Linked DNA regions of Homo sapiens: regions 2 and 3 are each linked to region 1. The links are chromatin contacts, found by Hi-C in ENCODE. All regions are on one chromosome and are shown on one strand. The core of a region is the stretch at or near the end of the contact, and the rest is flanking DNA. Distances in the headings are between cores, read along the strand shown. Region 1 holds the start of CDK10 (cyclin dependent kinase 10). Region 2 holds the start of ZNF778-DT (ZNF778 divergent transcript). Region 3 has its middle 24 kb from the start of ZNF778.

Region 1 (3,326 bases), core at 827-3,326:
GTTCACACCATTCTCCTGCCTCAGCCTCCCGAGTAGCTGCAACTACAGGCACCCGCCACCATGCCTGCCTAATTTTTTGTATTTTTTAGTGGAGATGGGGTTTCACTGTGTTAGCCAGGATGGTCTCTATCTCCTGACCTCGTGATCGACCCGCCTCAGACTCCCAAAGTGCTGGGATTACAGGCATGAGCCACCACGCCTGGCCAACACCCCCATTTTGTATACCACACTCAACTCCCCCATTTTCTACATGCTGATCAAAACCAATCTGAATGGAGTCTAGGTCTGGCTGTGGGCTGTTGGGAAGAGGCCCCCAAATCTGGCCATCAACTGGCCGCAAAACTGGCCATAAACAAAATCTCTGCTGCACTGTGACATGCTCATGATGGCCATGACTCCCACACTGGAATGAGGGCAAGGAACACCTGGCCCACCCAGGGCGGAAAACCGCTTAAAGGAGTTCCTGAACCACAAACAATAGCATGAGCGATCTGTGCCTTAAGGACGTGCTCCTGCTGCAGATAACTAGCCAGACCCATCCCTTTATTTCCCGTAAGAAGTGCTTTTAATCTATAATCTATAGAAACAATGCTTATCACTGGCTTGCTGTCAATAAATATGTGGGTAAATCTCTGTTCGAGGCTTTCAGCTTCGAAGGCTGTGAGACCCCTGATTTCCCACTCCACACCCTATATTTCTGTGTGTGTTTCTTTAATTCCTCTAGCGCCGCTGGGTTAGGGTCTCCACGACCGAGCTGGTCCCGCAGTGGGCAGTGGTTTGGGCCCGACCGAGCTGGTCCCGCAGTGGGCGGTGGTTTGGGCCCGACCGAGCTGGTCCCGCAGTGGGCGGTGGTTTGGGCCCGACCGAGCTGGTCTCGCAGTGGGCGGTGGTTTGGGCCCGACCGAGCTGGTCTCGCAGTGGTTTGGGCCCTGCTTGCTCGACTGGATTTCAACAGTGAAGCCAGATTAGAGGACATGCTGGCTGCCCCGATCCTGGACCTGGACCAATGGTGCTTCCTAAACATTCCATGTCAACTTTTCTTTTTCCACCTTCCAGGGCTGGGCTGTGAAAGAGATTGGAGAGGCAGGTGCCTGTGAGAGAAGCTTCTACCAGCCTGGGAAGTCAGGTCTTCCATGAGTGAGGGGAGGTATCTACTTTGCCAAACCTTGTTAGGGAATGCTGACATAGCTGCCTCTTCCTGCCCAGAAGCTAAGCTTGAATGCCACCCCTCACAGAGCTTCTCTCCTGTCTTTCACTCACTCCTGCTTATTTCTGTGACAGAACTTGACAGCATGGACATTGCCACTTGCTTCCTTCAGTCTCCTGGAGTCCCCATGTCCTGAACACAGAGGAGGCACCCAAATGCTTGCTGAAGCCACATCCCTGGACCAAGTGACCTGACCCTCACCTGGAGGACCTTCACCTTCACCTCTCACCTGGAGGACCCTCTCACCTGGAAGACTCTCTCACCTGGAGGACCACCCCACCTGAAGGACTCCCAACTGGAGGACCCTCTTACCTGGGGGACCCCCTCCGCTGGAGGACCCTCTCACCTGGAGGACCCTCTTACCTGGAGGGCCCTTCACCTGGGGGACTCCCCCACCTAGAGGATCCTCTTACCTGGAGGTCCCCTCACCTGGGGAACCCCCCCCCCACCTAGAGGATCCTCTTACCTGGAGGGCCCTTCACCTGGGGAACCCCCCCCCCCCACCTAGAGGATCCTCTTACCTGGAGGACCCCCCACCGAGAGGACCCTCCCCCCCCACCTGGAGGACCTCCCCACATGAAGGACTCCCACCTGGAGGACCTTCTTACCTGGGGGAACCCGTCTCACCTGGAAGACCTTCACCTGGGTAATCGCCGTGGCCTCCCACTACGGCGCAGCCGGGTCGGCTGCCCGGGCTTCACCCTAAAATAAGGCCCGAACTGCAGCAGTCGGAGCCGATCCCTGGAGCCCAGCGCCTAGGGCGGACCCGCGGGAGCGTCTCTTGGTAACCGTTGCTAAGGAGAGGAAGCCCGGGAAGGAGCTTTCGCGCCTGCGCCGCGGGGCCGTCCGCGTCTGCGCCTGCGCGCAAGAGAGGCGGGGCCAGCGCTCGGCATGGCGGAGCCAGATCTGGAGTGCGAGCAGATCCGTCTGAAGTGTATTCGTAAGGAGGGCTTCTTCACGGTGCCTCCGGAACACAGGGTGCGCGGGGTGCCACCCGGGCAGCTCTGCCCGCCTCGCTAGCGGCACTGCCCGGCTGGGTCTGGGGAGCCTCGTGTCGCGCTGCCGCGCCGAGGCTTCCGGCACGGGCGGGAACGACAGTCCCAGAGTTCCCCGCGGCGGGGGCGGAAGCCGGGGCGGGGCGGGCTCAGGACCCCCGACAGCCGGTCCCTGGAGATCTGAGGGGCCGGGGCGGGCTCAGGGATGCCTCGCGCCCGCGGAGAGACGGGCCCGGGACTTGGGAAGAGCAAGCTCCGGGATCCAGCTCGGGCGCTGCTGGGTTCAGCGCCCGAGCTGGGCTTTGCAGGCTGAGCCGCGAGCCACTTGTTTGTGGGGAGAATTTACACCCGCGACGAGTTCGAGCTTGAAGGCTCCCGCTGGGCTTGGGCTGCATGGAGCGGGGTCCAGCGCTGCCTGGCGGCTTCACGCGAACCCTGGGCGCGTCCCTTGCGGAGGTGCCGGTGCCTCCCTCTGCAGAGACCAGGAGAGAGCCTCTGGGCGTTGGGCGGTGTTGCCCAGGTGCACGGCTGGTGGGGGTGGAGAGCCCTGAACTTTGGCCGCTGGTTTGTGTTTTTAACTGCTGGCTGGTGCTCTGAGAGGCCAAGCCACGTGTTCAGTAAGAATCATTAACAGATCGTGGCTGGATGACAACAGGAGCCACACTTTACTCATCCAGACGTGCAGCAGGCGCTCACCGCGTTGAGAGCCGTGTGCTGGACTCTGGGGTGAAGTAGTGAGTTGGCCTTTTCTTTTTTGTTGTTTTTTTGAGACAGGGTCTAGCGCTCTCGCCCAGGCTGGAATGCAGTGGCGTGATCACGGCTCAGTGCATCGTCAGCCTCCTGGGCTCAAGTGATCTTCCTGCCTCGGCCTCCCAAGTGCTGGAATTACAGGCGTGAGCCACCGCCCCCAGCCTGGCCTGGCATTTCTTTGAGTTCAGGAAGTGTGACAAGGATTTGGACACCCAGAAATAAGCGTGTCGAGAAGAGCACAAGCAGAGGATGTGAGAAGGGGAATTAAGGCGGGAAAGGGAGTTTGAGACTAGGCCATCAGTGAGTGACAGGCCAGATGCTTCTGACTCGGTCCCCAGGTGTCAGGAAGGAATCAGACTGAGGACAAATGCGGC
Region 2 (3,326 bases), core at 522-3,021, 470 kb before region 1:
AGCCAAGATTGTGCCCCTGCACTCCAGCCTGGTCGACAGAGCAAGACTTCGTCTCAAAAAAACAAAACAAAACAAAATTAAAAGAAAAAAAAACATATCCCAAGGGCAGGCACGGTGGCTGCAGTGGCTCACGTCTGTAATCCCACCACTTTGGGAGGCCGAGGCGGGTGGATCACCTGAAGTGAGAAGTTTGAGACCAGCCTGGCCAACATGGTGAAACTCCGTCTCTACTAAAAATTACAAGGTGGGCACCTGTAATCCCAGCTACTTGGGAGGCTGAGGCAGGAGAATAGCTGGAACCTGGGAGGCGGAGGTTGCAGTGAGCCAAGATCGTGCCACTGCACTCCAGCCTGGACGACAGAGGGAGACTCCGTATCAAAATTAATAAATAATAAATAAAACACATCCCAAACACTCATAGTGTTGAACCATTTAGCATGTGGTTGCTTTGTATACTTCGTGAAATTGTGTCCAATCTCTGCTAGCCATAGATAAGATAAATCCTGGGGCTCTAAAGACTGCAAGCCGTTGCTGCCCTTCAGAGCTTTGTGACTCAGACACCTGTCAGGCTGCTGAGAAACGTGATCTAGTCACGTCAGCCCTCCCCCTGTCTGATCTCCTTCTTCTCTGGGAGTTCTCTGCGCGCCCCCCGCCCACGCTCATTTTTTTCTCTTTTCTGAGTAGTGACCCCCAATTCGAAGCCTGTGGGTAATCTCATGGTGCGTGAGACTCCCTCACCCTCCAACCTGTCAAAGCTTGTGCGCCACCGCCACCTCCTGGGCACATCTTGTTTCTTAATCAGCCACGAAATCACGTGAACACTTCACATGTGGTTTTGTTTTGTTTTTCACATTTAGACTCCTGATCCGTTTGGAGTTTATCCCTGTGAGATCCAGAATTAATTTCATCATTTCTCAGACGGCTAACCATTTGTCTTAGCACCTTTCATTATAAACTGCATGTTTGTTCCACCGCTCTGAAATTATGTTTATGAACCAAATTTCCATGTTACTGGGTTGATGTCTGGATATTCCATTTGTTTCCTGTTCATGTGTCACTAGCACACAGTTTTAATGACAGAGGCTGTTTTCGCATCTGTCGGGCATTGCGCTTTTGTTTGTCCGCGTCGTCTGCGTTATGAGACATTTGTTCCTCCATGTGAACTCCAGGATCAATATGCCTGGTTCCAAAAAAAAAACCTTTTCGTATTGTTACTGGAATCATGTGACATTTCTGAATGAACCTTGGGAGAACCCCTGGTATCAGTGCTATTTTGCAACGTAGTATAGGTGGTCTTGGCTCCTACGGTACATTAGAAAAGTAACAGAAACGCATATTTGAAGCGAAAAATAGATGAACATTTACAGAAAAAAAAAATACCACATTGAAAATGCAGTGGAATCAACTGTTAAAAGTTCGGCGTGATGTTCAGACAGATAAAAAGGAACGGGGCCAGTGACTCCCTGCAGAGATCGAGAGAAGACCGAGCACTCCCAGCACCCGCGGGCTTCTCGCTGTGACCGAACCGCGGGCCGCGCTCGCGACGAGCACTTCCTGGCTGTACCCGCCCAACCGCGCCCTCCTGGTCTGTTCCGGCTCCGCAGTTGCGTCCAGAGGCCTGATCCTTACGTCCGCCTGGTCCTCCGGGCCTGTCTCTGCCTCCAGCCCGGTTCCCAAGGGCGCCCCGGGGCCCTCCCGCACCCTCGCGGAAGAAACTACTACCTCCCCGCACCATAGGCCAAAGCTTCGGCCCGGAGGCTGGAGGCGGAAGTGACGCCAAAGACGCGCCGGCCCCTCTTCCGGCGCCGGCCCCGCCTCCGCCTGTCTTACAGCTGATCCGGTTCTTGCGGCGGTGCGTGCTGGCGCCGGAGAGTTCCGCGCGTGTCCTCGGGCTGTCCGCGGGGAAGCTGGTCCGGGAGTGGGCGCCCGCCCGCCTGCCTCGCGCCTTGCGCCCCCGGCACCGCTTCCAGAAGGGAAAGTCGCCGCCGCTCGCGGTAGACCCGGGCAGCGCTTCCATTCCGCGGAGCTGGTGAGAGAGGGGCCCTTTGCTTCCTTCACTTTGAACAGGGCGTGTTTCTGTGAGAATCTGGCTTCGGCTTTGACGTTTTTTATTTGTTTCTGGCACATTGTGTTGGGACCGAAGCGTAAGGTAGACCCCTGAGCGCCCCGGGCGTGCAGCTCCCTGTGAAAGTTAGCCCGTGGGGGCCAGCGGGAGCGCGCGTCCCTCGCCGCCGGGACTTCCAGGCCCGGCCCTCGGGGCGGGAGGGATGCGGCCGTTGTCCCGCTGGTCTTGGAGTAATCGAATCCACGGTGAACAGTGTGTTTCGACTAACTGTATTTTTTCTCACGTTTTGCTTTAGAAAATCTGAATCTAATAAAAATGTGAACATCTGCTACAAGGAATATCCACTGCAATCGTTTTACTCCTTTTTAGCTTTGGGCCATGTTTTCTCTCTCCCCCAATAAATAAACCTTACGGTGAATTATTATTTGAGTGTAAGTAAGTTGAAATTAAACTGCACACATGATACTTAACCTTTAAATACTTGGTAAAGCGTCTGTTAAGGGTAAGGACATTATCCTACTGAAACCACAATATTAGTATTTCATCTAAGAAAATTAAAATTAGGCCGGGCGCGGTGGCTCACGCCTGTAATCCCAGCACTTTGGGAGGCCGAGGCGGGTGGATCACGAGGTCAGGAGACCGACACCATCCTGGCTAACACGGTGAAACCCCATCTCTACTAAAAATACAAAAAATTAGCCGGGCGTGGTGGCGGGCTCCTGTAGTCCCAGCTACTCTGGAGGCTGAGGCAGGAGAATGGCGTGAACCCGGGAGGCGGAGCTTGCAGTGAGCCGAGATGGCGCCACTGCACTCCAGCCTGGGCGACAGAGCGAGACTCCGTCTCAAAAAATAATAATAATAATTAAAAATAATAAGGTCCGCTGGGCACAGTGGCTCACGCCTGTAATCCTAGCACTTTGGGAGGCCGAGGCGGGTGGATCATCTGAGGTCGGGAGTTCAAGACCAGCCTGACTAACATGGAGAAATCCCGTCTCTACTAAAAGTACAAAATTAGCCTTGCATGGTGGCGCATGCCTGTAATCCCAGCTAGTCGGGAGGCTGAGGCAGGAGAATCGCTTGAACCTGGGTGGCACAGGTTGCGGTGAGCCAAGATCGTGCCATTGCACTCCAGCCTGGGCGACAGAGCAAGACTCCGTCTCAAAAAAATAAAAAAATAAAAAAATAAGAAGGAGGTCATCCACTGTCTACTTTGTGTAATATCTAGGATTCTCAACATTTTTCCAACATTGCGCTGTTGGGT
Region 3 (3,326 bases), core at 600-3,099, 450 kb before region 1:
AATACAAAAAGTTAGCCAGGTGTGGTGGCGGGCGCCTGTAGTCCCAGCTGCTTAGGAGGCTGAGACAGGAGAATGGTGTGAACTCAGGAGGTGGAGCTTGCAGTGAGCCAAGATCACACCACTGCACTCCAGCCTGGGTGGCAGAGCAAGACTGTCTCAAAAAAAAAAAAAAAAAAAAAAAAAAAAAAAAAAAACCACATAGACTTGAACAAACGGGCAAATTCCTTGTTCTTTGATGGGATGACAACATCATAAAAATCCCATTCTTAATTCAGAAATGAAACATAATCCCAGTTACAACAGCACCAAAAGCTTTTTGTGGAGTTAATGCAGATTGACGCTGAAGTTCATGTGGGGGCACAGACGTCTGATGGTGCCCAAGAAACCCAGGAGACAAAACTGATGCTTCCCTGTGGACACTGCAGCATCCTCTAAAGCCGCTGTAATTAAGGTATGTGACACATGACCAGGAAGCAGACAGATGGACAAAAATGGAATATCTGGAAATAGACCTAGCAACATGGAAATTTAGTTAATAAAGTGGGTATTTCAGATCAGTGGGGCAAAAATGCAGTTTGTAATGAAAGGTGCTAGGACAACTGGTGAGCTGTCTGAACAAGATGGTTTTACATGTATAAATTACACCGTTCAGGTCGAGTGTGGCGGCTCACGCCTGTAATCCTAGCACTTTGGGAGGCCAAGGGGGGGCAGATCAGTTGAGATCAGGAGTTCGAGACCAGCCTGGCCAACATGGTGAAACCCCATCTCGGGCAGGCGCAGTGGCTCGCGCCTGTGATCCCAGCACTTTGGGAGGCCGAGGCAGGCGGATCACGAGGTCAGGAGATCGAGACCATCCTTGTTAACACAGTGAAACCCCGTCTCTACTAAAAATACAAAAAAATTAGCCGGGCGTGGTGGCGGGCGCCTGTAGTCCCAGCTACTCGGGAGGCTGAGCCAGGAGAATGGCGTGAACCCGGGAGGCGGAGCTTGCAGCGAGCCGAGATCGCGCCACTGCACTCCAGCCTGGGCAGCAGTGAGACTCCATCTCAAAAGAAAAGAAAAGAAAAGAAAAACCCCATCTGTACTAAAAATACGAAAGTTAGCCAGGCATGGTGGTGCGGGCCTGTAATCCCAGCTACTCAGGGGGCTGAGGCAGGAGAATTGGTTGAGCCCGGGAGGTGGAGCTTGCAGTGAGCCGAGATGGCGCCACTGCACTCCAGCCTGGGTGACAGAGCGAGACCCCGCCTTCCCCCCGCCCCCCAAAAAATTACACCGTTCACAGGAATAAGCTGCAAATGGATCAGGGATCTAAATGTGGACAAAACGTGCACACGTGGGTGATGTGAATGGTTTCGGGGCGATTGGGAAGAGGGCCTGGCCAGCAGGGGGCGGTAGCGCAGGCAGACCGGGTTCCGCGGTGCCTCGCCGGCTTCGGGGTGGGGGTCACCGCTCAGAAGGGGAGGAGAGCGAGGGACTTCCGGGGGGAAGGGAGGAGAGCGAGGGACTTCCGGGGGGAAGGGAGGAGAGCGAGGGACTTCCGGGGGGAAGGGAGGAGAGCGAGGGACTTCCGGGGGGAAGGGAGGAGAGCGAGGGACTTCCGGGGGGAAGGGAGGAGAGCGAGGGACTTCCGGGGGGAAGGGAGGAGAGCGAGGGACTTCCGGGGGGAAGGGAGGAGAGCGAGGGACTTCCGGGGGTAAGGGACTCGGTGAGGAACTCGGGGGATCGGAGAGGGGCTCGTGTGCTGGGCGACAGTGACACACTCAGCAGCCCGGCGGGAGCCGCGGTCGGTACCGTCTGAAGGGCAGCCGGGGCTGGGGGACCGACAGCTCTCAGGTGTCGGTTTTTCTGTGGCTAGCGGATGTTTGGCACCATTTCACAGGGCACACAGGGCAGACGGGACCTAGATGACGACAGATCTGCGTGTTTGGGCTCTGTTTGAAACAGACCTCAGCCAGAGTCTTGAAGAGCAGAACCCGGAGTGTTGAAGTCACAAGAGATCAACATCCCTACGGTGTGAAATCCTGAAAACGGCAAATCCCAAAGGACGAAACGCCCGAAAATGATGTCATCCTTTAAGTGTTTTCTTCTTTTTTCTTTTCTTTTTCTTTTCTTTTCTTTTTTTTTTTTTTTTTGAGTCAGGATCTCGCTCTGTCGCCCAGGCTGCAGTGCAGTGCCGCTATCGTGGCTCACTGCAGCCTCAGCCTCCTGGGCTCGAGTGGTCCTCCCACCAGAGCCTCCCACACTGCTGGGATTACAGGCACCAACCACCTTGCGCAGCTAGAGAGTAATTTTTAAACTTCTTTAAAAGACAGTTAGACTGGACATGGTGGCTCACGACGGGAATCCCAGCAATTTGGGAGCTCAAGCTGGGGGGATCGCTAGAGTCCAGGAGTTTGAGACCAGCCTGGGAAACAGGGAGACCGTGTCTCTACGAAAAAAAGTTTAAAAAATTAGCCGGATGTGGTGGCTCACGCCTGTGCTTCCAGGTATTCTGGAGGCTGAGGCAGGAGAATGGCGTGAACCCGGGAGGCGGAGCTTGCAGTGAGCTGAGATCGCCCCACTGCACTCCAGCCTGGGTGACAGAGCTAGACTCTGTCTCAAAAAAAAAAAAAAAAAAAATATATATATATATATATACACACACACACACGTATGTGTGTGTGTGTATATATACATATATATTTACTATATATTTATATATGTTATATATATAAATATAGATAGATGATCAGGAAAGACGTGAGAATGTCTTCAGTTGACACCTCAGGCTGAGCATCAGCACAGAGGCAGCCCACAACAACAAAAAACACAACAGTCAACAAAACCAAAACCCAGCAAACCCTGGGGAATGGGGAGAGTCTGACTTTCAGAGTTATATTATTAGATTCAAACGTCTAATTTTTTTTTTTTTGAGACGGAGTCTCGCTCTGTCGCCCAGGCTGGAGTGCAGTGGCGCGATCTCGGCTCCCTGCAAGCTCTGCCTCCCGGGTTCACGCCATTCTCCTGCCTCAGCCTCCCGAGTAGCTGGGACTACAGGCACCCGCCACCACGCCCGGCTAATTTTTTTTGTATTTTTAGAAGAGACGGGGTTTCACCGTGTTAGCCAGGATGGTCTCGATCTCCTGACCTTGTGATCTGCCCACCTTGGCCTCCCAAAGTGCTGGGATTACAGGCGTGAGCCGCTGTGCCCGGCCTCAAACGTCTAATCTTTAACAAAAGTTCCAAGCGGGCCAAGGGCACAGATGCTGCCTGCACCTGCGCAGCCACCCACCGTCGACAGGAGAGCAGAGGCACCAGGCCTGCTCCCACCACAGAGAGAAACGGGC

What was found. A loop is a pair of places that touch in the nucleus more often than their neighbours do. Pooled maps may share reads with other maps.
Region 2: a pooled map shows a loop between it and region 1 (8-fold over the local background). The contact joins the promoter of ZNF778-DT here to the promoter of CDK10 in region 1. A Hi-C loop is called at or near these places in 7 of 50 pooled maps.
Region 3: a loop to region 1 is called in a map of ascending aorta, with 2.6 times the contacts of the local background. The contact joins the enhancer-like site here to the promoter of CDK10 in region 1. A Hi-C loop is called at or near these places in 1 of 168 maps with a recorded cell type or tissue (ascending aorta), 1 of 37 single-sample maps with no recorded cell type and 8 of 50 pooled maps.

What each region holds. Positions count from the first base shown.
Region 1 is chr16:89,684,613-89,687,938 of GRCh38, forward strand. CDK10 (cyclin dependent kinase 10) reads left to right here and starts at 2,077. Exons shown (of 13, transcript NM_052988.5): 1 at 2,077-2,185. The coding sequence starts at 2,099. LINC02166 (long intergenic non-protein coding RNA 2166) reads right to left here and starts at 2,300. Exons shown (of 3, transcript NR_184152.1): 1 at 1,835-2,300; 2 at 198-1,063. RefSeq lists a silencer at 2,262-2,511.
Region 2 is chr16:89,215,882-89,219,207 of GRCh38, forward strand. ZNF778-DT (ZNF778 divergent transcript) reads right to left here and starts at 1,772. Exons shown (of 1, transcript NR_186410.1): 1 at 1-1,772. ZNF778 (zinc finger protein 778) reads left to right here and starts at 1,822. Exons shown (of 7, transcript NM_001201407.2): 1 at 1,822-2,029. RefSeq lists enhancers at 360-654, 1,604-1,653, 2,178-2,708, 2,709-3,238.
Region 3 is chr16:89,239,587-89,242,912 of GRCh38, forward strand. No RefSeq gene overlaps it. Among named protein-coding and RNA genes, the nearest start is that of ZNF778, 24 kb to the left of the region's middle. RefSeq lists a silencer at 1,442-1,531 and an enhancer at 2,039-2,555. Within about 2 kb of position 1,850, at least 41 of the 41 ENCODE cell types and tissues checked have a DNase peak (open chromatin) inside an H3K27ac peak, as active enhancers do; they include ascending aorta, where a contact is called at or near this core.